Linked DNA regions of Homo sapiens: regions 1, 2, 3, 4, 5 and 6 are each linked to region 7. The links are chromatin contacts, found by Hi-C or POLR2A ChIA-PET in ENCODE. All regions are on one chromosome and are shown on one strand. Each heading gives the region's core, a stretch centred on a gene start or an enhancer-like site at or near the end of the contact. The rest is flanking DNA. Distances are from core to core; before and after follow the strand shown. Region 1 overlaps MAML2 (mastermind like transcriptional coactivator 2). Region 2 overlaps SMCO4 (single-pass membrane protein with coiled-coil domains 4). Region 3 overlaps MAML2 (mastermind like transcriptional coactivator 2). Region 4 overlaps MAML2 (mastermind like transcriptional coactivator 2). Region 5 holds the start of SLC36A4 (solute carrier family 36 member 4). Region 6 holds the start of CEP295 (centrosomal protein 295). Region 7 holds the start of ENDOD1 (endonuclease domain containing 1).

The links. Hi-C counts contacts between places; a loop is a spot of excess contacts on that map. ChIA-PET counts read pairs that join two places held with the same protein, here RNA polymerase II (POLR2A). Pooled maps may share reads with other maps.
Region 1: a loop to region 7 is called in a map of GM12878, with 2.2 times the contacts of the local background. The contact joins the enhancer-like site here to the promoter of ENDOD1 in region 7. A Hi-C loop is called at or near these places in 1 of 168 maps with a recorded cell type or tissue (GM12878), 5 of 37 single-sample maps with no recorded cell type and 6 of 50 pooled maps. POLR2A ChIA-PET finds 5 or more read pairs at or near these places in 2 of 52 experiments (HCT116 and activated CD8-positive, alpha-beta memory T cell).
Region 2: a loop to region 7 is called in a pooled map, with 7 times the contacts of the local background. The contact joins the enhancer-like site here to the promoter of ENDOD1 in region 7. A Hi-C loop is called at or near these places in 5 of 37 single-sample maps with no recorded cell type and 3 of 50 pooled maps.
Region 3: a loop to region 7 is called in a map with no recorded cell type, with 3 times the contacts of the local background. The contact joins the enhancer-like site here to the promoter of ENDOD1 in region 7. A Hi-C loop is called at or near these places in 6 of 37 single-sample maps with no recorded cell type and 7 of 50 pooled maps. POLR2A ChIA-PET finds 5 or more read pairs at or near these places in 1 of 52 experiments (activated CD8-positive, alpha-beta memory T cell).
Region 4: a loop to region 7 is called in a map of OCI-LY7, with 3 times the contacts of the local background. The contact joins the enhancer-like site here to the promoter of ENDOD1 in region 7. A Hi-C loop is called at or near these places in 1 of 168 maps with a recorded cell type or tissue (OCI-LY7) and 6 of 50 pooled maps. POLR2A ChIA-PET finds 5 or more read pairs at or near these places in 1 of 52 experiments (activated naive CD4-positive, alpha-beta T cell).
Region 5: a loop to region 7 is called in a pooled map, with 12 times the contacts of the local background. The contact joins the promoter of SLC36A4 here to the promoter of ENDOD1 in region 7. A Hi-C loop is called at or near these places in 7 of 50 pooled maps.
Region 6: a loop to region 7 is called in a map with no recorded cell type, with 25 times the contacts of the local background. The contact joins the promoter of CEP295 here to the promoter of ENDOD1 in region 7. A Hi-C loop is called at or near these places in 1 of 37 single-sample maps with no recorded cell type and 6 of 50 pooled maps. POLR2A ChIA-PET finds 5 or more read pairs at or near these places in 2 of 52 experiments (CD8-positive, alpha-beta memory T cell and Panc1).

The regions. Positions count from the first base shown.
Region 1 is chr11:96,242,032-96,244,731 of GRCh38, forward strand. All of the region lies in intron 1 of MAML2 (mastermind like transcriptional coactivator 2), which reads right to left. Among named protein-coding and RNA genes, the nearest start is that of MIR1260B, 98 kb to the right of the region's middle. RefSeq lists an enhancer at 1,516-1,665. Within about 2 kb of position 1,305, at least 38 of the 41 ENCODE cell types and tissues checked have a DNase peak (open chromatin) inside an H3K27ac peak, as active enhancers do; they include GM12878 and HCT116, where a contact is called at or near this core.
Region 2 is chr11:93,528,481-93,531,180 of GRCh38, forward strand. All of the region lies in intron 1 of SMCO4 (single-pass membrane protein with coiled-coil domains 4), which reads right to left. Among named protein-coding and RNA genes, the nearest start is that of SMCO4, 14 kb to the right of the region's middle. Within about 2 kb of position 1,296, at least 21 of the 41 ENCODE cell types and tissues checked have a DNase peak (open chromatin) inside an H3K27ac peak, as active enhancers do.
Region 3 is chr11:96,266,434-96,269,133 of GRCh38, forward strand. The region is part of intron 1 of MAML2 (mastermind like transcriptional coactivator 2); the gene reads right to left. Among named protein-coding and RNA genes, the nearest start is that of MIR1260B, 74 kb to the right of the region's middle. Within about 2 kb of position 1,363, at least 7 of the 41 ENCODE cell types and tissues checked have a DNase peak (open chromatin) inside an H3K27ac peak, as active enhancers do.
Region 4 is chr11:96,213,810-96,216,509 of GRCh38, forward strand. The region is part of intron 1 of MAML2 (mastermind like transcriptional coactivator 2); the gene reads right to left. Among named protein-coding and RNA genes, the nearest start is that of MIR1260B, 130 kb to the right of the region's middle. RefSeq lists an enhancer at 1,601-1,670. Within about 2 kb of position 1,367, at least 19 of the 41 ENCODE cell types and tissues checked have a DNase peak (open chromatin) inside an H3K27ac peak, as active enhancers do; they include OCI-LY7, where a contact is called at or near this core.
Region 5 is chr11:93,196,562-93,199,261 of GRCh38, forward strand. It overlaps SLC36A4 (solute carrier family 36 member 4), which reads right to left and starts at 1,430. Exons shown (of 11, transcript NM_152313.4): 1 at 1,217-1,430. The coding sequence starts at 1,271. RefSeq lists a silencer at 1,192-1,571.
Region 6 is chr11:93,660,383-93,663,082 of GRCh38, forward strand. CEP295 (centrosomal protein 295) reads left to right here and starts at 1,300. Exons shown (of 30, transcript NM_033395.2): 1 at 1,300-1,392. RefSeq lists a silencer at 1,064-1,133 and an enhancer at 1,294-1,423.
Region 7 is chr11:95,088,401-95,091,100 of GRCh38, forward strand. ENDOD1 (endonuclease domain containing 1) reads left to right here and starts at 1,446. Exons shown (of 2, transcript NM_015036.3): 1 at 1,446-1,827. The coding sequence starts at 1,528. RefSeq lists enhancers at 848-1,127, 1,198-1,257 and a silencer at 1,268-1,697.

The DNA.
Region 1 (2,700 bases), core at 55-2,554, 1.2 Mb after region 7:
AGCAGAAAGCTAAGGTTCATCACAACCATGGCCACTAGAGCTTTCTATGATCCAAGGAAGTTAATTCACTTTTTTACTTTGTTTCTCAAGAGGATTCAACAATGCAAGCACCAAACCAAGTGGATGCCCCTCTTTCTGTTGCTTGGTTTAAAATTAAAACCCTTGATGAATAAAGTGATTTATTTCATATTATATTTATGAAAAGGTAGAGCACTCTCAATGTTTTGAGTATTCCTGAAACTGTTTACTTAATTATACAATGAGAAACAAGACAGGAAAAAACTTCATAAAAATCACTAGGGATTTTAAAAAAATGCCCATGTACTCTTATTTTGCAATGGCTCTGGTTGTGAAATCATCAGACTGAAAAATACTGGAGGAGTGGTGAGGGTGGATTTTAGTGACAAGATTTCCTTAAGGCTGTAAATAAACCAGATTCAGTAAGAGAAACAGAGATGGCAGTTTTCATCATAAAAGGGGGAAAACATTTTCCAGTTGAATTATAGGTACAGCACAAAACAGTTGTTCCGTTTTTAAAAACTTTAGTTTCTGCAGGCTGAAACAGAGCATTTCATTTGGCTCAGTTCATGAAAGCCATCTGCACCTGCTCACGAAACAGCTTAAAGAGAAAAAAAAAGTGTGCACCAAGGATTTTAACTTACACAGACAATAAGGGATAGACTCTGGCACTCAAGCACTGAAAAAGCAGGAGCATGATAAAGGGGAAAGGATCATAATTTTATGAAGTGCCAATAAATAATAACCCCAAATCAGCTTACAGCATCACTTAGGTTTACCTGTGGAAGCTACACTTGCCTGTTCTGGTTGCATGTTTAAAAGTTAAGCAATTAAACCTCAATTATATAGGTTTTTCTTTTATGTAGCCTAGGGTTGAATGCATTACTGGCAGGAAACTTTAGCTCATGAATTCAATCAAAAATCCTTTCATTTGTCAGAACTGCTTCCTGCTGCCTCCTTTAAACATCTGCTTCTCCAGTTCAGGGACACACACACACACACATACACATACACACACACCCCCTCTTTGTTAAAATAATAAGCAATCTACCAACTTCCCTTGCAAAAGTTACATTCTCTCTTACACACACACACACTTGTTCCCAGTAGAGTTTATTTAATGTGTCTTTTATAGCTTCCTTGTCCTTCTCTCTTCCTTTCCGCTTTTAAATTCTGGAAAACCTCAAGCTGACAAAAGAAGACATTTTAAAAATGCGAGGATAAGGCCCGGCCGGCCTCCAGACCAATGAGAAGGAAGCAGAGCAAGGAGGCGGGGGAGGCGGGGTTGGCTGTCGGGAATTGCCTGCACTCCTTAAACGGCAGGCACTTCCTGCTAGAGGAGGCCAGCTCTGAACAGACAGAAATCGGGTGGAAAGCTAGCAGGAGGCGTTGCTCAAGTTCAAAACAATCTGTGCGTGTCCAGGCACGCGCGGAGCCAGACCCCAGCCGCGCGGCTCAGACCTCGCGAGAGCCATCACCTGAGAAATCCACAGCCTTTTCTCATCAGGCTTAGACTGTTTTTCCCATACCTCCAAGAAGGAAGACCCACATGTTAAAACTATGAGAAAAGCTGAAAGTGCCTTCTGAACAGTCATCCTTCTTTTTCTTTTTTTTTTTTTTTTGAGACGGAGTCTCGCTTTGTCGCCCAGGCTGGAGTGCAGTGGCGCGATGTTGTCTCACTGCAAGCTCCGCCTCCCAGGTTCATGCCATTCTCCTGCCTCAGCCTTCCGAGTAGCTGGGACTACAGGCGCACGCCACCACGCCTGGCTAATTTTTTGTATTTTTAGTAGAGAAAGGGTTTCACCGTGTTAGTCAGGATGGTTTGTCGTGATCCGCCCATCTTGGCCTCCCAAAGTGCTGGGATTACTGGCGTGAGCCACCGCGCCCGGCCCAGTCATCCTTCTTTAACCACGACATAGGTACTCAGGTCCGCTGGCCTTCCTCTGCACTGATGGACTTTTCTTTGTGAAACTGATTCAGAGGCGGACCTCAAGTGGCTTATTCCTTCGCCTAAAAATCGTGCTGCTTTTTCCTCTAGTGAAGTCTGGAGTACAAATTAATAAAAACTTGGGGCTGTGCGGCCTAATGGCTCAAACCGTGTTCCAGATGTTTTGAAATATTATTACCCCTTTTGAGAGCCTCAGTGTCTCCCTGGAGGGTAAGACATCTGCCTTAAGGGCACTTACCAAGAAACTACAAACATTTGACTGCACACAACAATGGTATCTTAATAAGACAAGGTGCTTAATACAACTGGCTGCCCTATTATGACGTGTAAGAACGTTTTCATATGTAAGCTATGCTTGCAATTCTATAAGTAGATAAGGAAGCTTGTGGTTGTTACACTTCTAATATATGGATAGAAGAGCTTAAACTCTAATGATTAGAAAATTACTGGTATTCTGAAGTGTATTACAATCAATGCATTCATGATATCTACACGTTGTAATTATTCATCCTTAAATTAAAAATGGTTTATATGGTTATAGCCATATATATCGATTATTGTTTTATTATATTAATAATAGCTAACATTTCTGAGCACTATGTGCCAATTATAACACAAAGTTCTTTACATGCATTATTTCATTTCACCCCTACGACTCTACAGAACTATGATTACATTGAAGAAACAGAGGTTTGTATCATTCATTTGCTATAGGCCAGGGAGTGAGTTAACAA
Region 2 (2,700 bases), core at 46-2,545, 1.6 Mb before region 7:
TCTGGGGGTCTGGCCAGACAGGCCATCAGGGAGCACCAGGGCTGAAGCATGTTGAGTTCTGGGGAAGCCCTGTATTTATCAGGCTGGCTGGGATAAAAAGTTCATGTTCCCTGTGCCTAAACCGGCTCTACCTTCCAGGAGCTCGCACTGTGACCAGGGAGACAGTGCAAGGGGCTGCCCAGAGTGGGTGGAGAGGTGAAGGGAGACCCCCATGCCAATCATTTCATCCAACCCTCTAGATTAAAGATGAGAGAACTGAGGCCCAGGGAGGCAAGTAACTTATCGAAGGCAGCAGTGATGAAATCAGAACTTAATGTTCCAGTACCAATCTGGATACCAGAAGACCAACTTCTCAGGGTTCTAAGTGAAATCACAGCATGCCGCCTACTCAGAGCCCAGCAAAGATGCCAGGGCCCACATCCAATACATCCTGTCCATCAACAAGTACGTATTTACTAGATGTTGGGGGCATGTCAGCAGAGACAAAAGCCACCCCTGGGCATAGGACAAGGAGGCTGTCTTATGGGAGGGGAACACGTGGAGCCCTGTCTGGCTCCCACTCGTGGGCAAGGCCTTTCTGTTCTAACTATAACAAGGAAGCAAAGCCTGCCTCCACAGATTCTGAAGGAACACTACCTGAGTCAAAACTTCCTGTAGCACTCTGGCAGAGAAAGGCTGTGCAATTTAAAAGGCAGTTCCTCTAAGGAAGCTCTTTTGATGTGCTAAGGAAAGAACACCCTAAAAATAACTTCTGGAATTACACACTCACAAAACACATTTGTAACACTCACTTTTCTAGCTAGGAATCATCTTCACAACTTTCATTTTGGATGGGTGTGTTTTGTTTGGGAGGAAGGAGGGGCCCCAAAGGCAACTCCTGAAACACTACGGAAGAGCAGCTGCTCCTGGCACTGGAGAATTCTATTTTCATCTCCACTTACACATAATTATCTTCTAAAGCGATGCTCCCCAGAGGGGTCACAATGACATCGGCCTCCCAGATAACCTCCCCAAGCAGGCTGCTTCTGGCACTATCTTGGTAAGTGGAGGCAGGAGAGTCTGAAATCAGGCCCCCGCACAGCCCAGAGAGAGTCTGAAATCAGGCCCCCATATAGCCCACTTCCCCCGAGCCCTCATTACACAAGGGCCAGGCCCCTTCCTTTGGAGGCAAAAAGGAAATTAAATGTCAACCAAATAAGGATATTTCCCTTTAACTCCAAGGCCAAGGAATCTGAAGTAGTGATTCCCCCAGTAACTGGGCAAACTGAACCGACGACACAGGCCACAGACCAGCAGGCCAGGCCCGCTGAGGGCCAGCCTCCGCCTGGAGTTCCTTCTTCTTTTTAATGACCAATACTCAGATTGCAGGCTGAAGTGTTTTTATGACAAATAAGAACAACAATGTGTGAACACTTTGTAGGCCAGTAACAAGGCTGGCAGCAGAGGGCCCTGGGCCCACGTACCAAGACCACACAGCCATCTACTCACTGTCTCCAAAGGTCCTCTTGGATGTTCCTCCCTGTCCCACATTTTCAAGGCCAAATGTGGCCTGCTGACCAGGAGAGCTGACTCAACTCTTTTCACAGCATAGTGATTTTATACACAGAAGAATCCTGGAAGCCCAGAAGAATCCACATAGCTTGCACACTGACCTTGGCATTTTCTAAATCTACCCAGGTTAAAGACCACCTGAATGGCAGGCATGGCGTTCACCAGGCAGGCCCAAGGCTGAAGGGGTCGTGGGGGGAAGAGCCCACCAGTTCACACGTGTGAGGCCCTGCAGCTCACAGCAGGGCAGCTAAGCACACAGTTTCCTAGCAATTCCTGCCACCACAGCCTTGTCTGTTTGCTCTCTCTTCTTCGTGTTTGTGGTTTATGTGTGGGTGGGTGGGTAGGTGAAAAGCATACAGAAAGGAAAGGGTGGTGGATCAAGGGTCAGTACAGCACTAACATTTTTTAAAAACCTGCCTAGAAACAGCTGCTGCAAAATATCTAGGCACACACACAGCTCAGCTACATCCATCTGAACTTAGAAAAGTCCTCAATGAGCTGGCCCACACTACCTGCTTTCATTCATGCTCACAGGCACAACAGTGGCTCCCATCTTACTAGAACAAAGGCCACAGTCCACGCAAAGAAGGACCTCTTGATCCTCATCCTCTTCTTTACTCCCAACCTCTCCCTTTCCTCCCCTGACACAATGGACTCAAATTGTACTGTCCCTACACTTCAGGGCCTCTGCCTGTGCTGTCCCCTTCACACAGAATCCTCTTCCTCCACACAGCAGCTCCTCCCTCTCTCCCCCTTCTCCAGCCCCAAGTGCACACATTCCTTCTCAGCAAAGCCCTCCTTGACCACCTCACCTTCCCCTCTGCTGCGGGACTCTTCCACTTTTTCAGCAGTCACCAATATCTCACATACCACCTGGACAGAACAGAGTCCCAAAAAACTCATGTCCACCTGGAACCTCAGAATATGAGCTTATTTAGAAATAGGGTCTTTGCAGATATAATATTTTAAGATGAGTGTGATGGTTAATTTCATGTGTCAACTTGACTGGGCCATGGGTGCCCAGACTTTTGGCCAAAGATTATTCCTTGTATGTCTGTGAGGATGTTTTCTGGATACAATTAACATTTGAATGGGTAGACTGAATAAAGCAGAATGCCTTCCCTCATCTGGGTGGACTTCATCTAATCA
Region 3 (2,700 bases), core at 113-2,612, 1.2 Mb after region 7:
GGTGGTGGGCACCTGTAGTCCCAGCTACTCGGGAGGCTGAGGCAGGAGAATGACATGAACCCAGGAGGCGGAGCTTGCAGTGAGCCGAGATGGCACCACTGCACTCCACCCTGGGCAACAGAGTGAGACTCCGTCTCAAAAAAAAAAAAAGAAAAACAACATATTGGTGCGATTCTGAGCTTCACTGACAAAGTGAAATTGACTACCTCTCTAACTGATTAACTATATCTCAATTTCAAATACTGACCACAAAGGTAGAATCTAATTATGAACTGACATATTAAGACCTAGGTGCTTAAATGGTAGGATGTACTTATTCTAGGCTTCCTGTGCTATGACAGGCTTTTACTCTTATGTGGTTAGGTATGTTTCCAGGGACATGCCTCGGTGAATATCACACATGGAAATGTGGTTAATAATGAGCCCCTTCTGTGATGGAATTATTATTCAAGGTATATAAATTTAGAAATACGTGAGGCTTAATAAAACATAACGTTATTGAGAAGTAAATCTCCCATTGAGCAAATCATACATTATTTCACATAATAGGTCCACAGATATTTTTAAGAGAGTGAATGAAAGGCCATGTAGCCTGCTGAGGAACAGTATGTCCCTAATGTATAGTTTTATATATGTGTAAAACCTAGGAGAAAATAAAGCAGATTTCCTTGCAGAGGTAGCAAAATTGTCAGCTACTTGGACTTTCAGGGAAAATACACAGTATTTGAAGAAAACAATAGTGGAGTCAGTGCCAAGCTGATGAGTAAAGTACAGAAACACATTATAATGGAGATGAGCTGGTTTAAATAAGCCCTAAGACAATCAAAAAATTATGTCTCCACTAAACAAAATTTCTATCCCACATATTAAGACTGTGACACAAATAGACAAAAGAGAGGAAATACATGATTATAGATGCTTAATTCGGCCAACACAAACACAGCATATCCATTTCAACACTGTGTGGAATTATTCAGCTTCTAGCTAGGGGAAAAAAGAAAAAAAGCATCAGGAAAAACAAAAACAAAAACAAAATCAAAATCCTTTCCTACAGTTCCCTCAAGGCAACCAGAAAGTGAAACTTAATTAAACAAGTGAAATGTAATTACCTAATGCTTACCGCACATGGTGCTGATTTTCACTTCACATTCTAGGTTCATTATTAACGGGCTGGTGCTGCCCAGAGGTAGGAATAAAAATTCTATGTAGGGGTAACCATTGGCAGGGAGCAAGAGAAGGAAAGTGCTACCTGTTCTGACCTCCCTACAGGGGCTCAATTCCTCCAGTCACTAGTTTCAGCTAGTCACACTTCAGGCTGAGACTGTGAGTAGAGTCTAATTATGGGAGGGCTGTCCCTCAAGCATGGTGGGAGGTAACCCCACTCTCTGGAGGAAGCTGAATCTGAATCTGGGGTTTTTTACACCTCTCAGGACCTCACTGTGATTGCTCACTCAGCCCACTTGCTATTTTCATGCACTGTTTAGAACAACTCAGCAGTTTCTTTTATAGGAAGAGGCATTTGACATAAGGCACCTGTTGAAACAATTTGAAATGTGATTTCATCATGACTCTGGAAACATGGAGATGGCTTTCTTTTGTTGACAGGTACATACATTCAGAACCAGAAGGATGCCATCTCTGCTCTCTATGATTTCATTTTATTATGAAGTTTGATGCTATAATGGTATTTGGATATCTTTATTTAACTTTGTATTTCCCTTTCTACCATAGCATCTTTAAGCATACATCTTAAAAAGTAGGCTGGGTGCACTGACTCATACCTGTAATCCCAGCACTTTGGAAGGCTGAGGAGGGAGAGTCACTTGAGTCCAGGAGTTCGAGAGCAGCCTGGGCAACATAGCAAGACCCTGGTCTTGACAAAAAATAAAATAAAAATTTCAAAATTAGCCAGGTATGGTGGTGTACTCCTGTAGTCCTAGCTACTCCAGAGGCTGAAGTGAGAGGATGGCTTGAGCCCAGGAGTTTGAGGTTACAGTGAGTTATGATCACACCACTCCAGCCTGGTGAGAGAGGGAGACCCTGTCTCAAAGCAAAAAAGTAAGTAAATATTTTTCCTACCTATGTGGCTTCCAAGGAACAAACATTTGAAAAATCAAAAACCCTACTTACAAGGAAAATTGGTATATGATATGGTTTGGCTGTGTCCCCACCCAAATTGCATCTTGAATTGTAGTTCCCCTAATTCCTATCTGTCATGGGAGGGACCCAGTGGGAGGTAATTGAATCATAGGGGTGAGTCTTTCCCATGCTGTTCTCGTGATAGTTAATAAGTCTCACGAGATCTGATGGTTTTATAAAGGGGAGTTCCCCTGCACACGATCTGTTGTCTGCCGCCATGTAAGATGTGACTTTGCTCCTCATTTGCCTTCTGCCATAACTGTAAGGCCTCCCTCACTATGCAGAACTGTGAGTCAATTAAAACTCTTTCCTTTATAAATTACCCAGTCTTAAGTATGTCTTTATTGGCAGCAAGAGAAGAGATTAATACAGTATATACATCAAGCAAACACTAAATTGCTCGAATAAATGCATATTTGGATTAGAATAAATCTCTAAAACTGAGAAACATACTCAGAAAGTTATGAAACAATATAATGTTGGCATCATAATCCACTTCATTCATATACCATGGAAATGACTTGGTTATTTTTATTGGAACTGCTAGAGGGAATCAAATAT
Region 4 (2,700 bases), core at 117-2,616, 1.1 Mb after region 7:
TCAATGAATTTAAATTAGGAAAAGTCAGTAAAGAGTGCCCTCCCTCCCTTAAAAGTGGTCGGTTCCCTGGGTAAGATGTGAAATACTTGGCAGTCTCCAGACGACAGGATCAGATAGGCTAACAATGAATTTGAGAGCTTGCAAAGAAAAGTTAGACAGAATGGATCAGGTTAAAGTGGACACAAATGCCCAACTACAAATTCTAATTATTTTCCTTCCCACTCTTGGAACAAAGAGACAATTGTAAAATATATTTTGTATGTATATATACACAAATATACATATACATATATACAAATAGTGAAAGTATCTCCTATTATTGATGCTCAGAATTTCTATGGAATATAATATATGTGCAGTTTTAACAGTTGAATAATAAAAAATGAATACTTCCTTAGAACTAGGATATAGCTAATTTCTAATATAGGTCTTTTGAGGCCATGCCTAGGTTATTCTGGTAAACTGATATTGTGGAGAAAACGTTTTTGAGTCACGAAATTCTGGATTCAAATCTTAGCACGTCCTCTTAGAGCTCTGTAGATCCAAGTTACGTAACTTTTCAGAGCTTCAGTTTTCAAAACATCTGTAAGATGGAGGAAAGAACACCAACTTTTGGGGGTTCTTATAAAGATTAAATGTGATAAAGAATGTAATCTCTCTAGAACCTTTAGTTCTCATTTCCTTTATTGCCTCCTATTCCTTTGGTGATCATGTACAACAAAATAGGAAACACTTGCTGATGTTGGTAAACCATGAACTCAACTCCAAAGCAGGAGGTTTAAATAACCAAGAAAACTCCAGGAACTGATGCCATTATTTTCCTAATGAGAAGCACTTATAGTCATGCGAAATACACCACACACTTACTTCTAGGTCATTGGCCAACATTTTTGTCCTGAGTGGCAGTGATTGGCTACTCACATTACCCTCTGAAAGCAGCTCTATTTTAGTAGAAGTTGTCAAGTAGCTGATGTATGCTGAAAACTATAGAAAGTCACCCTTTCCTCAAGTTCTTAATTGCATCCATTTGTTTAAAAATGCCAAAAATGCACATGCTCTGACCTTTCTGAGATTTGAACTCAGATCCAGTGAGGAAGTAGAGGCTGAGGATTAGGAAAGAACCATGTGTCTTTGGAAATTGGCCATGTGCCTCGTCTAGTTGACCTTGGATACTTGAGATTGGGTCCAGTGGTTCCCTCACTTTCTTTGCTTCACAAATTAAAAAGATCTAGCCCATAAGAGATGTCTGTGTGTCCATTTCTTGCACTAGGAATATGGGAAAGCTGCTTAAGAAACTGCTGCTTGCAGCTCATGAAATCATGAGTCATTTGTGTAGTAAAGTGAATTGGCCACTTACATTTGTACAAAGTTGAAAAGAGGGTGGGCTGGGGAATGGGGTAATTCCAACTCAGAAATAAATCATCTGAGTGGACTGTATGCCCCTTGAAATGCTGGGGCAGGTTGCTGGGTTCACAGAGAGCAGGTCCCCAGCACTGACATCCTTCCAAGTAACAAATCTTCATCAAGGCCTCACGACCTCTTTAACACCAGCATATAACACAGAAGATTTCAGATCATAGTGTGCTCTCTCTTCCACTTCCTGTTATTTTTAATTCTCTGCTTTGTTTCATGTTTTTAAAAGTCTTTACTAACACTTCTAGGGGCAGCTTCTGAATGAGACAGTGGCCAGTAATTTCTCTGACGAATACACATTGTTGTCCCCTCTTTGGGGCTGAGGAAATCCGAGGCAGGAAATGGTCAGTGGCTTGTTCAGTGTGGTGTAGAAAGGTAGAGACAGACCGACCTCATGAGCAGTTCACCGGTTAATTAAGCCCACTGAACCCTGCTGCCACCTGGAAATGGGTCCTGGGCTCGTTCCTGCACTTCCTCCTCCACACCTGCAGCTGGGCAGAGCCCAGCTGCAGCCACCCCCCTCGGGTGCTGGCTGCCACTGCTTTGGCTGGTTGTTCCCTCTCTTTAACCCATTTCTTTTCACTCTTGGACCTTTTATCCTTTTCAGTCAAATGATAGATCCAAGTCCAGAAATTACAGAACAACAGATTGGAACAACAAAGGCAATGAGAATGTCTTTCTAGCTTTCTAAACTTAGGCCCCCAAAGACTTCCAAACACATTTCAAAAAATTATTATCTAAAAGCACAGGGGAACAAGTTTAAGGCTGAGACATGTACTGCATATTTTGAGACAGAGTTACATACTCAATTTGCTTAAAAAAAAAATAGAGTATTTAGTATCATATTTGCAGAGTCACATGTCCCAGTCCACAGGAACTACACAAACTGTGTCTTCAGAAGTTGGTAGTTGGTAATCTCTTTTAGGCATGCTTAAACCAGAAGAAGAAGATGTAAAATTGGACACAGGAAAAAGATTCTCAGTGTTGCACAGAGGGAAGAACCAGGAAGATCTTAGCCTACTCCTCAACCTAAACCCTCCATTCATACTTGGCCTTTTCTTTTCAGTCTGTAGTTTGACTTTTCTGCCCTAAAGTCTATGGCCCTGATGAACTCCCAGGAAGAGGAAGCCACTGCTTTCTTCCATTTTAATGCCTCTCTTAAGTCCCACCTCAAATTTCACCTTTCTCATAAGGCTTTCCTCAATTCTTCCCAGAGAATTTTACTTCACTTCTCTTGATTGCACCAATTTTTATTGTTGGTACCATTAAATTTGTAGCTTTACATGT
Region 5 (2,700 bases), core at 180-2,679, 1.9 Mb before region 7:
TTCACCGTGTTAGCCAGGATGGTCTCCATCTCCTGACCTTGTGATGATCCGGCCGCCTCAGCCTCCCAAAGTGCTGGGATTACAGGCGTGAGCCACCGCGCCAGGCCGATATGTACATTTTTAAGGCTAAATATATTATCCCTTTCCTGCCAGCAATGCATGAGAATACCCATTTCTCCATATCCTCACTAAGACAGGTTATTAATGAATGAAACCTGAGTTCACATTTGGGTTCTGCCATTAATAAGCTTAAAATTACTGTATCTATAAAATGGAAATCATGATAGCACCTATCTCAGTTGCTGTGAGGATTAAAGACAATGCATAGGTAAAGCACTTAGCACAGTGTTTGCACACAGTAAGCACGCAATAAAATGTTAAGTTTATTGTTTCTACCATTATTACGGCCTGAAAACAATTCCATTGCAAAGTGCCCTGCAGGCTATTAGAGGAATAACAACAACCTATCAGTTACTTATAATACGGTATTTTTTAAAGTTCAACGGTTTTCTTGAAGATTCCATTTAGATTTAATTTTTTAATTACATTTAATCAGCATCGAATGAAAAATACTCCCAAGTACAGTACGTATAACTGGGAGAGCGATCATTTTACCACCCTGATCCTTACTTTTTTATTTTGGACAGCGGGAAACCGTAAACAAACACGCCCTGTCGCCAAGAAACAAGATGGGAGGAAAGCAGCAAAAAACAAACAAACTTTGCCAAGTGAGCAAGCTACAGGTATCTCCTGTTCATTCTGGTCAGCACGACCTGTTCGAAACTCTGGGATAACAAGGAGTAAAATGAGGATTCATCTGGAGATTCCGAATGGGGCTGCAGCATTTGAAAAGCAGAACAATGATAACTTCCTTAAAGCATCATTGGGAAAAAAACCGTGAGTCACGGCGCAGGCTCTTGCGTCTTTGACGTGTACCCACAGGGCCCCGCCCCACTCAACACACACACTCACCCACACGCGCGCGCGCAAACACACACACACATATTTTAACGCCCTATTCAGGCCTGGGCTTCGTCTGACCAAGTTCTCGGGGTCAGATAACCGGTTCCTTTGCGGATGCTGACCACGGGGTCAGTTAGCAATCGGGCCTCAACTCAGGCCAAGCGCGGGGCCCCTGGAGGTGTGGGCGCACCCGACTCCCGCACAGACCCCCGCCCACGTCAGCCCCGGCTCCCTGCCCACGCACAACACCGACCTAGCTCCTCGCGCCTCGCCGCCCCGGCAGCCGCCGGCGTCGCCGCCGCTTCCATCTCTCGCGGGTCTCCAGGACGCCGCCGCCCGAGTGCTCACTCTCCCGCCGCTGCGTGGCCGGCGTCAGGCCCAGGCCTACCTCCCCTGCCCGGAGGGACCCGCGCCTGGTGCCCGCCTCCCTGCCCCGGCGCTCCCCAACCGCGCGGCGAGGAGCATGCGCAGTGGGACAGCCCGGCTCGGCGGGCACCGCCGGCGAGGGGCGGGAGGGGCCGAAGACCCGAGGACTGCTGCGAGGCCGGGTTGGGTAACCCGAGAGGAGGGTTGGGTAACCTGAGATCAGCGAGGGTGGGACCTTAGAGCTAGCCGAGACCCGGGCCCATAGCTCCCTGGGGGTTTTAAAGATGACGGCGAACTTAAATTTGGGGCGCCTGTCCGTATGCAAGGCGTTAGCGTTCTGTAAGTCACCTTGGAGAATGCGAAGAAGGACGGGATTTGTCCCCTACCCATGCTGAGGTTCTGACTACTCTGGTTATTCGTCTCCCTGTTTCTATAGTTAGAGTTACAGGAGACACTTAAATAGAATTTAATTAAGTCATATACAATTTCACTTTCAGGATATTTCAATGTCCTTCCAGATATTTGACGTTGACCGTGGTGCTGAAAGAAAATTAAGGTAAAGACTAAGTGTACTGATGTAGTTTCAAGTACTCCTAAGCACCATACATACATTATCTTTAATTCTGACTACAATTTGTGAGATAATTCTAATATTTACATTAACGCTAAAGATGAAGGGATTAAGGCACGGAGGTAAGTAACGTGTCTGGGGACAGGAAGCTTGTACATGGCAGAAGTAGAATCCTTCTGCCTTCAGAGCTGGAGCTCTCGAAAAATATGCAAAGCTGGCCTCCCAGATGGGTACCAATGAATATTCGATGAATCAATGGATGAAGCAAGCTTTTGGTTTAAAAGGAAAATATTTATTTTAATTTTAAAATCGCTTTCTTTTTTTTTTCACTTCATAGTTCTTGGAAGTCAGTACACCAGACAATCCTTTTTATTTGTGTCCGTTTCATTCAGTGGGGTTGCTTTAGGAAAGGGTTTTTTTGGGGGGGAGTGGGTCTGATTAACAGTCACTGATGTAACTATATGGCAATGGTGTTAAATATTTAAAATTCTGAGATTAAAAAGGTACGCAGTTACATACTATCTACATCTTTCCTCCTGTTGCATCCTCTGTAGGCTTTCACTAGATAACTAGTGATAATGACAGTTTGCCAACCCCCTTTCTTTTCCTTTAAGTGAACCCAATTTGTTCACATACATACACATGCAAATCCCAAAAGAAGGTTTTATTTGAAGTGTTCCTGACAAATAAAGGGGTAAAGGAGATTTTTTTTAAAAAAGAAGAAGAAGAAGAAATCTATTCTGGAACATAGCTAGAGCAATGTTCCCTAACCTGTGTTGGGGTGGATCACCTGGTTAAAG
Region 6 (2,700 bases), core at 50-2,549, 1.4 Mb before region 7:
AAATTCAAAATATTCAAAGCTTAACTTATTACTTCTCCCTCCTGGTTCTCTTCATGTGTGTTCCAGGAGGATGTTATCACTATCTACCCAGGTGCTAGGTATCTGGGACTTGGGCATCACCCTTGTTTTCTCCTCTTGTGCCTCCCATAACCAGGTAACCACCAATTCCTGATGTTTGGCTTCCTATTCAATCTACTCACCTCTCTCCATTCTCATTGCTATTATCTTTCACTTTCTGTAGTAGTATACGGCCTTCTGTCTTCACTCTCTCTGACCTTTTCCCCACTGTGCAGCCAGATCTGATCGTGTCAGCAACTTCCCATCCCCACCCCCCATTTTTAATCCTTTGATTCCTGATGTTTAACCCCCATGACCCAGACTGCAAAATCTAGTATAGGCATCATAATCCATCCAGAGTAACATAATGTACTCGGCACATAACAGATACTCAATAGGTATTAACCTGTGCTCACCGCCTGATTATTGGTTATTTACAGCAGATAAATCCGTGAGGTGCTCTCCGTGCGCTGTACCTCTGGAGGCACAGGGTAACATACGGCTCATTGTTGTTATGAGCTGGAGGCCTTAAATGAAAGCTATAAGACGTTAACTGCGCATAATAGTACCAATGAATTCCGTAGTCAGTACAGAAAAGGATGCATATCCCAAGATATCTTCATGATGGGGCCTTAAAACAAAAGTCACCCTCATGGCTCTGCACTTTTTTTTTTTTTTTTTAGACAGGCTTTGGCTCTGTCGCCCAGGCTGGAGTGCAGTACTGGCGGGATCTCGGCTCACTGCAACCTCCACCTCCTGGGTTCAAGCGATTCTCCTGCCTCAGCCTCCCGAGTAGCTGGGATTACAGGCGCCCACCACCACGCACGGCTAATTTTTGCTGTTGTCGTATTTTTTGTAAAGATGAGGTTTCACCATGTTTTTAAAAGGACTTGGTCTTGAACTCATAACCAAAAATACATAACCTCGAACTCTTGGGCTCAAGTGATCCTCCCGCCTTGGCCTCCCAAAGTGCTGGGATTACAGGCGCGAGCCACCGAGCGCGGCCCATACGGGAAAACGTCAAAGCCTGACAGGTGTGACAAATAATGGGCCCCTAGGCAGGCTGGGGCTGGCGCGTGCCTGTGCGCGTGCGCGGGGCGCGGGGTTTTTAACACCGCGCAGCCTTCCCGGCGGCCCCCGAGGAAGGCGGGACAGGGCCTATTCCCGCGGTTTGGTCCGGCCATTGGCGGGCGGTTTGAATGACGGAAGTGACGGCGGCTCGGCGATGGCTCTCCCGCAGGCGCAGAAACGGCTGCTGGGCAGCTGATGGGCAGGAGCTTACCAGGCTGGCTTGCTCTGAGCTGCGGTTACTGTGTCCAGGCCCCGGGTTCTCAGGTGAGTCAGGGATGCACTGGCTTCCCAGTCGCCCCGTAGGAGCATGACTCCCCGAGGCCCAAGAGCTGGGATTGTATTCCGGAGGAATGGGATCCCAGGAAGGCGCCTTGTTGCGAACGCAGGTACGGCTCGCGTTTCTCAGGCTCCGCAGGCCGTGGGCCCTGCCCGCGGTCGGGCTGGCGGCTGTAAGGAGTGTCCGGACCAGACCCGGTAACTCAGTGCGAGAGGCTTTGCGCGCTCTCCTGGGGTCGGGTCGCGCGAGCTTCCCACGCAGCCTCCCCTGTCGCGGAGCTTCCGTGTCGGGGGAGGGGCGCTTCCCCCAGATCACCCGCGGACATGGCCTGCCACCTGGTAGCTGTTAAAAGAGCCTTGCCTGGATCGTTTCATGCAAAGAGCACGCTCTCTTTTGGTGTCTGCCACCTTAATCTCACAGTTATTCAATCCTGTCACAAACTCAACTTTTAAAACAATGGTGAACTTTTGAGTCCTTAATACTTAGAGTGTATTTGAAGACTTCACGCTAAGTCACATAGACGTCAGAACAAACCTTTTGGGGTAGATATTATTATTCCCTTTATACAGTTTAAGAAAACGAAACCAAAGTGACTTCAGTGACTTGGCCAGTATCTTCCTGCTAATAAGTGGCAGTGTTGGGTCTTGAACCCAGATCTTCCAAGTTTAGTGTTAATTTTGTGATTACTATGTACCAGGAGCCATTTAATCCTCAGGACGAAATCTTGCAAGATAAGTAGTATAATCTTCAATATTGGATAGTAATAAAATGTAGAATTTAAAAATCCATATTACTAAGAATAAATAATTAATAAACAAGTAAATGGGGCAGCAGGGAAAACTTCCTTACAGCAGGATTCCGATTGATAATTGTAGAAGGAATAATGGAAATAGAAAATACTATTTGGTAAACACCACAGTAGTTGTTTCAGACAACAGTCATCAATGGATACTAACGTCAATGGGCAAAAGTATGATGAAAAGCATATTTCTGTAGCCTCTACTCTGTCTTCATGAGATATTTATAAAGGAAAAGTAGTAACTACAGAGGAGAAACCTGGTGGACATCATCTTAACCAAGTGACCAAAATTCAGCATCATTTACCTCTTGATAACAATGCACTGAAAAGGTGCCTAATCAATTCTGTGGTGTTCTTGCCAAAAATACATAACCTCAGTTTAATCACATAAGATTAGACAAATCTAAATGGAGGGACATTCAACAAAGTACTTGGCCAGTATTTTCAAAAATGACAGGGTCTTGAAAAGACAGACTGAGAAACTGTCCCAGATTAA
Region 7 (2,700 bases), core at 196-2,695:
ATTTATTCTGTGCCACTTCAATCTACCAGTCTCTTCCCTGATAGCAAAAAGAATCGAGTCACCACCTTTAAAAGATGAAAATCCTCAACATGATTTACAATATTTTTTCCAAACTGCAGGTCATGAGCCATTAGTGGCTCATAGAAACAATTTAGTGGGTCAACACCAGCACTTTTTTAAAAAAGTGAAGTAGAACAGAAATATGAAATTGCAATGCCAATCATAAGCATAAGAATTATTTCATCAAACTTTTCTCATTATGGGCCTTCTCAAAAAGTGTTTGAAGGCCTCTGGCCTATAATAACCTGAGTAATATGACCCCTGCCTCCTCCTTTAGCCCCACTTCCCATCATCCCCCACGCGGTTCTCCGCGCTTTACCCACACTAGCCTTCCTTAAATTCCTCCAATACATCATGTTCCCTTCTGTGGGAGACCACTTAGCACATGGTTTTCCTCCTTGCCTAGTTAATGTCATCCTCCAGGTCTCAGCTCAGATGCCACTTCTTCAGGCAAACCTTCCCGGATTACATCCTGAACCCCTGTAGCTGTCAGGGTCTCACAGATCTGTGTTCAGTTTTTAGTTATCCCTTTAATAGCATGTTTCCTCGGTTAATGACAAACTTTCCCACTAGGCTGTCTTTGTGACCGCAGGAGCCCTGCTCTTGTTTACCCCTGTGGTAATCCAGTGCCTATCTCAGGCTGGCACCTAGGCATTCAGAGGGATAAATGAAGGAAAGAATTGGCCAACCTGTTGACCAATGACGTTGGCTGGCCTCCTTCCTTGCTTGGTATCGGTTTTGTTTCTAACACTTGCACCAAGAAAACCACACAGGGTTATACTGTCTGCCTAGTTTAGGAACTTCCTTTAACAGTATTTCTTTACTCTCTGAGTTTCTGGTGAGCTAAAAAAACATAACAAAAAACAAAAAACTCCATCAAAATTGTATGCGTGTGCTGGTCGTTGAGTACTTCGGTGGAGAGTGGGAGACGCATCTTCATGAAATTTCAGAGGGGAACTCTGCCCATCCACTCCGAACCAGCCGCAGCTCCACGAGCATCTCACGCCACCCCTCTGCATCACCAGGGCGGCCGTGGGGCGCGCGCGATCAGCAGGCTTCTTGGCGCCCAGTCCATGCGACTATCTCTTCCCAGCCCCGGGACTAGGCCCGCCCCACTCGGATTCTCCACTCTTGGTAGCGCGCGTCCCCCGGACTGCTGAGACCAGGCGGCGCGGAGGCAGGTGACCCGCGTCTCCAGTCCCGGGCGCAGCCCAGGGTACGTTGTCAGCATCGCGGAGCGCGGCCCTGGGCCTCTGCAGCCATCTTCAGGGAGGGAGGCGCGGCCTCCCGACGCGGACCCGCCCCCGCCGCCCGGGCCGCCCCGCCCGGCTCCGCAGAGCGCCGCGCCTAGGTTGCGACTTCCCTTCCCTACCCTGCTCGGCTGCGTAGTGCGCTCCCCGCCCAGCCTGCAGAGCTCGCGCCGCGGCAGCCCAGCCGCTCGGCCCCGCCGCGCTCGCAGAGGCCGCCATGGGCACCGCGCGCTGGCTCGCGCTGGGCAGCCTCTTCGCCCTGGCTGGGCTGCTGGAAGGCCGGCTCGTGGGCGAGGAGGAAGCCGGCTTTGGCGAATGTGACAAGTTCTTCTACGCCGGGACCCCGCCTGCGGGGCTGGCGGCCGATTCCCACGTGAAGATCTGTCAGCGCGCGGAGGGTGCTGAGCGCTTCGCCACCCTCTACAGCACCCGGGACCGCATCCCCGTGTACTCCGCGTTCCGCGCCCCGCGCCCTGCGCCCGGCGGCGCCGAGCAGCGATGGCTGGTGGAGCCGCAGGTAAGCGAAGTGGTTCCCGAGCCGGGCTGCGGGCGCCGGAGACCGTGCCGCTGGACATGCCCCCAGTTGCAGCTACCGCGAGGGGCGGGCCGGGAACAGCAATCCCTACGCCTTCGGTGCCTTGGGCCAAGAAACCCGGGTTCCAGGTCCACCCTGTTGCGTCCCCGGAGTTAGCCTGCCTCGCCCCTGTCGAGCTACAATAAGAGCCTGGCGATCTGCGAGCCTTCACTTCATGAGCTGCAGGGCGGGAGGTCCCCTGTGGGAGGAGGTTCTCCCTGCATTTCTGAGCAGACATCCGCAGTGTTTCATTCCTGAATGGTGAAGAGCTTGATACAGAGACCCTGGAGACCGTTCAGATCCGCAGAAAGCCTAGGCTGGGCGCTCACAGGCCTTCGTGCAACTTATTGCCATAGCACTCATTTGGAGGTGGGTAGGTGGGCATTTTCATCCCCATTTTACAGAAGAGGAGATAAACCCAGGGGGTGAAGAGACATATGGAAGACTACCCAGTTAGTAAGATGGGGCAGGTCTCTGTCTAGAAATTCACTGCCTTTTCTACTAAGTAAAGCTTCTCTTCTGCAGAGCTCATCCTAGCCTGAAAATCCTTCCTCTACCACGGCGTTGAGTAAATTCGATCTGCGGTTGTGTTGAATTAGAACAATGAAATAAAGATACAGATTTTTAGAAACGCAATGGGGTAGTTAAAAATGATAGGGAAACATTGACTACCTCCAACTGATGGAAAGATAAGCCAGTTTTTCCTGACTCCTCATATCTATATTATCATACCACTAGGAAATCGTGTCACCTCTCATGGTGTTCTGTCCCGTCTGGTAAAGGTGACCAAACACTTGAGAAGCCCTCAGAGTCTTC